Linked DNA regions of Homo sapiens: region 1 is linked to region 2. The links are chromatin contacts, found by Hi-C or POLR2A ChIA-PET in ENCODE. All regions are on one chromosome and are shown on one strand. Each heading gives the region's core, a stretch centred on a gene start or an enhancer-like site at or near the end of the contact. The rest is flanking DNA. Distances are from core to core; before and after follow the strand shown.

Region 1 (2,700 bases), core at 143-2,642, 130 kb after region 2:
CATTCAGGGAGAGTGGGTGAGCTGCCTGTTCAATCCCATAATTTGATGGAATCCAGGCCAAGACCTTGGCCAGGTAGACAACCATGGGGTAGAGTCTGGCTGATGAGGAGGTGAAGGTTTCCTTGTCTGCAACCTGGACACATGCACGCATGCTCACACAGACACATAGCCTCAGCTCAAGCTAAAAGCACCTCACTTTCCCCTACCAAATCTCCACATAATGCTCTCTGAGAAAGTCAATTCCCTGGTGATGAACCCAAACCACATGACTCTCACCCGGCCTTCACCCAGCATCCCCTTCCTGCTCCCCAAGCTCCCCTCTCCACTTCATTTCAGGCTCCCCGTCCCCTTCCTCTGCCTCACCTATGCTGTCGCCCTGTCAGCACCTAATTCAGCTTCCCATGGAGAAAGGCCTCCCTGTTGACAGGGCCGTGCTGGGACTCAGGGCTGCCAAAGTCAGTCTTCTCGCATAAAAGGCTCAGTGAGTCCTGGAGACACTTGGAAGCCAGACAGAATGGAATTTCTCCCTATTTTCTTTACAGCTGAGAAAACACACACAAACACAAGAGCATATTTATTGCGATATTTCTATCCCAAAGTTTGTCTTTAAAAAAAAAAAAGAAATAAAATTAGTTTCTCTGCCCACTCCACCCCTATCCCCCTACCCCCACTCTCCTCCCCACCTCTTTTCATTCCTTCCCATTTCCTGGTTTAGGCCAGGGAGAGAAATCAAGCCGTCCAAGCCCCACAGAGCACTCCTACACCCCCGGACAATGTCCAGCTTGTTCAGAGAGTGAGGGAAGAAACACAGCTCCGAAAACATACACACAACCTCCCAATGAAGGGTGTTCTGAGGGAAGAACAGGCGGGCCTTGTGTCTGAACACGAATCCCTAAGGCTCTGGGAAGAGAGGAGCCGGAAAGTCTAGACCCCTCCCCAGAGTGGAGAAGACACTTTGCCCTCTGCCTTCTGGGGAACTATTTCCCAGCCGCAACTCGTCACATGGGGCTTGAACCAGAGCCCCTCATGGTGCCACAGCCTGCAGCCAGAGACTTTTCTTTAAAAGGCAGCATCTAGGTAGAAAAATCCCTAAGGAGACACAGGGGCTACTTCTCAGAACTTTGGGATTTTCCAGACTTTCTCCAGTGTGAGGATGACGTGCCTCATGCATTCACGCCATACCCCCAGCAGCACCCACAGACAGCCCTTTCATTTCTGGGGTGACTCGTATATGTAGCATAGGTGGTAGAAAGATGACACACTCAATCAACAGGAAGAAAGGGTCACTCGGAGTCCTGGGCCCACCCTGCCCCTGCCCCTGGCATTCCTGGATGGGAACACCAGTGCCCTCCCAACACCCCTCCTGAGCCTAGGGACTCCTGGGGTGCCCCCCTCATCCCCAAATCCATCCAGCCCCAGCCGGCGGTGACTGAGCCAAGAGCGACACCTGCTGGGCCACTGGACTCTGATAGAGCAAAAGTCTGGGAATGCCACGGGCGAGAGTTGCTGAAATCTCCAATCTTTTCTTTAGTCCCAGATCCTCCATCCGCTCCAAGGTTCCCTCCCTCTGTGATGCAAGCACTTCTTAAACCAAAAGGGGAGGGTAGGTGCTGATGCAAGTCCATCCAACAGAACAACTCGGGGAACATCACCAGGCATGCACCGTGGAGGGAAGGTCACAGGAGGTGTCTGTAATGGGACTGCACGTGTTCTAGGCCAGCGGTGCTCCATCTTGGCTGCACCTTAGAACCTTCCAAGCTCTAAAAATCCTGAGGTCCAGGCTGAAGCCCAGGTGATTTCAGTGTGCAGCTGAGGTTGAGAGCACTGCTCTGGTGGGTCTCCTGTACATTCTCTTGGGTCTTCTTGGGTCCACCTATGCTGGAGTCAGGGTTCCAATTGTGCACCTTTACACTGCGGTTGTCACAGACCTGTGTACTTATTATGACAGCTTTACAGCAGATGACGATAAGGAAGGTTTGTCTTTCTAATCCACATGAAGTCATTGATCTAGCAGGAGAGCTACAGCTTCCTAGGTCTAATTTCTCTCCTAAAATATTAATCCGTTCATCCCATAACCTCCTCAAGAGCTCTCTAGGTGAACATCTTTTCCCTGACATGAACCAGGCCCCTAAACCTTGCCTGAAACCTTGGAGGCTAGTCCATTCTAAAACACACGTGATCTCTGGATTTGAAGTTGGTGGCAGGCCCAAGTTTCATTAGGGATGTTGAGCAACTCATCACTTCTCTGGGCCTGAAGGACTGTGTTAGTCAGGGTTCTCCAAGGAAACAAACCAATAGGACACATGCACACAGACACACACATACGCACACAGACACACACATACACACACACACACACGAGAGACAGAGAGAGAGAGAATTATTATAAGGAATGGGTTCATGCAATTATAGAGGCTGGCAAGTCCCAAGGTCTGCATGATAAGTTGGTAAGCTAGACCAGGAGACCTGGTGGTGTAATTCTAGTCCAAGTTTGAAGGCTTGAGACCTAAATGAAATGATTGGAGTAGTTTCAGTTTGAAAGTCAGTAAGCTTGAGACCTAGGAAGAGCAGATGTTTCAATTCAAGTCCAAAGGGAAGAAAAAGCAATGTTCTAGCTCAAAGGCCATCCAGCACAAAGAATTCTCTCTTTCTCAGGACAGGTCAGTCTTTTCTCTCTATTCAGTCTTCAACTGATTGGAC
Region 2 (2,700 bases), core at 134-2,633:
GACTTTTCTTTCTATAAATTGCCAACGGGTGTCCTTTGCCCATTACACATTTGTATTTCCTATCATTTCCTTGTTGATTGGAAGAAGCTCTTGGTTTTGCTTTGTTTGAGTTAAGGTATAGTCTACACATGTTGCACAAGATATTAACTGTGGAGCTTGATTTATTTTTACACATGGACACACCTGTGTAATCTCCACCCAGGTTAAGATTTAGAGCTTTTCAGCCCCTCAAAGGCTCTTGTGTCCCCTCCATTTACCTTTCAAGGCAACTACTACTTTGACCTCTACACCTTAGATTGGTTTCGCTTTCAAAAACCTGTATATAAACAGAATCATGCAGTAAGTTCTCTTTCATATCTGGCATCTTTCAGATTTATCTAGGTGGTTGTGTGCTAGGTCATTCTTTTCCACTGCTGTGTAATATTCCATTGTATGCCTATGCGGAATTTATTTACCCTTTTTCTTGTTGATGGACATTTGGGTTGTTTCCAGTTTGGCGTTATTATGAATAAAGTTTCTATGAACATGTTTGAACGTGTCTTTTGGTGGCTATAAGCACTCAATTCTGTTGGTAGTGGAATTGGTTCATCACGGGAATTTTGAATGTTTGGCTTTAATCTCCACTACTGAACGTTTTTCTAAAGTGGCTGTACCAATTTACACTCCTACCAGCAGCGTATGAAAATTCCAGTTGCTCCTCATCCTCATTAATATTTCATACTTTCAGTCTTTTAAATTGTAGCCATTTGGTGGGTTTATAGGAATCCTTGTGTATTTTAAGATAGTCACCTCTTGTGGGTTTTACATATTGTGAATATAAATTTCATCCATCTATTATCTTAGTCCATGGCGAATAGTCTTTGTCTCCTCACCTGTAAAATGGAGATACTACTACTTGAGGCTTTAGCATAAGGATTATAGATAATGTGTTTCAAAGATCTGGCAAACAGTGGGTGCTTATTTCATGCCCCTATATATGTATCTCCACCACTAGACTGGGTGCTCTTCCAGGACAGGAACAGGGTCCGAACTGGTGTCGTCCCCAGGGCCCACCCCGTATAGGGCCAGCGAGGAGCAGTTTTTCAATAAAGTTTGTTGATTAAATAACGAAACCTCTCGGAGGCCCTCGCTGGTCTGCCATTTCAGGGAGGTCAGCATGGATTGAGGGTCGGTGGGAGTGAAGAGGGAAAAAGCATTTTCCCTGCAGGGGGCCAACAGGTGTCCAGTGGGTGTGGGGAGCCCCCTCCACCGGGCGTCGGGGCCCTGGACCCCACAGCAGGGGCGGGGAGGCTGACGGGGGCGCAGCTTTTCCTCCTGAGTGTTCGCTGCCCGGGCTGGCGGCGCGGAGCCGGCCCGCCGCCGTCTGCCCCTCTGCCCGGCCCTTTTTTCCAGCAGTTCTGCCAAGAGGAGCGGGGTGCGGGGCAGGAGATGAGGAAGGAGGAGGAGAAGAAAAGGGAGAGGAGAGGAGGAGACGCAAAGGGAAGGGAGGGGTGGGAAGGGAAGAGGAGGCAAAGGGTGGGGAGAGGAGGGGAGGGGAGGAGAGGAGAGGGGAGGGGAGGGACTGGATCGGGCGCCAATCCCGCCCGCCGCGCGCCGCCCGGGCTCCCTCGGGCTCTCATTTACCCCGGCCGCTGGCAGCGGGACCCAGGCGCCTTGCCGCCTCGCTGCGGCCGCTTGGTCCCCACGCCGCCCCCTCCGCAGGCGACGAGGCCTGCAGACCGGACTGGGCAGCCACTCGGGCGCCCGCGGCGGTGGGCATCATCATGCTTCCCGGGCAAACAGCACTTCCAGCCAGAGGGTTCGCGGGGCCTGCACTGAACTCTCTCGACTCTCACTGTGGGAGCTTAGTCCAAGCCTTCCTTTTACCCACTAGAGCCTGAGAACCTGAGACAGGGAGCGATTGAGCCTAGGGCCCGTGGTGAATTAGTAACAGAGTCAGCAGTAGACACTAACCCCAAATACCCGTCCTCCGTTGCCTGTGTCCAATACATAGGTACTTCACTCAGTTTACACCTCCAAGGTCCCTCTTGGCCCCGAAGGATCCTCTCCCTGCCCTGCGTCGAAGATCGCATCCTATGTGTATGCCCTGGAGGCCTGCAGTAGCTCCCAAGGGTCTCCTGCCTCCCTTCTTGTCCCCCTAACATCCCATTCTCCATCCAGCAGCCACAGTGATGGTTTAGAATACGAATCTGCTCACCACCCTGCCCCGATGGCGTGGTAAGCAGATCTGTAAGCAGATTTGAAAGCCTTGTTGGTGTTCAGCACACTGGGAATATAGACTAGAGCCATCCCCAAAGCACAAGCACCGCAGGACCTAGCCTCTGCTTCACTCGCTCCACGCATTGAGCATCTTTTCCCCCAACCTGCCGAATTCACCCAACCCAGGGACTTCACACTTACCATTCCCTCTTCCTCAAATACTCTTTTCCCAGGTTTTTTTTGTTTTTGTTTTTGTTTTTTAACCAGGGGTTCCATGGGTTGAGCTGGGTTTCAAGATAATGATTTTCCTGTGTAACCCCATGTATATTAATTTAATGCAATTACAAACATCCTTCTGGGAAGGGATGCATAGGCTTCACCAGACTGCCCTAGCACCCCAGGCCCAGAAGAGTTTAGGAACTCCTAGACTTTGCACAGCTGGCTCCTTCTTGTCGTTCAGGTCGGAGCTGAATGTTGCCTCCTCAGGGAGGCCGTTTCTGG

The links. A loop is a pair of places that touch in the nucleus more often than their neighbours do. ChIA-PET counts read pairs that join two places held with the same protein, here RNA polymerase II (POLR2A). Pooled maps may share reads with other maps.
Region 1: a pooled map shows a loop between it and region 2 (5-fold over the local background). The contact joins two enhancer-like sites. A Hi-C loop is called at or near these places in 1 of 37 single-sample maps with no recorded cell type and 4 of 50 pooled maps. POLR2A ChIA-PET finds 5 or more read pairs at or near these places in 1 of 52 experiments (Panc1).

What each region holds. Positions count from the first base shown.
Region 1 is chr15:88,833,064-88,835,763 of GRCh38, forward strand. The region is part of intron 1 of ACAN (aggrecan); the gene reads left to right. Among named protein-coding and RNA genes, the nearest start is that of ACAN, 31 kb to the left of the region's middle. Within about 2 kb of position 1,393, at least 5 of the 41 ENCODE cell types and tissues checked have a DNase peak (open chromatin) inside an H3K27ac peak, as active enhancers do.
Region 2 is chr15:88,703,913-88,706,612 of GRCh38, forward strand. No RefSeq gene overlaps it. Among named protein-coding and RNA genes, the nearest start is that of ISG20, 66 kb to the left of the region's middle. Within about 2 kb of position 1,384, at least 5 of the 41 ENCODE cell types and tissues checked have a DNase peak (open chromatin) inside an H3K27ac peak, as active enhancers do.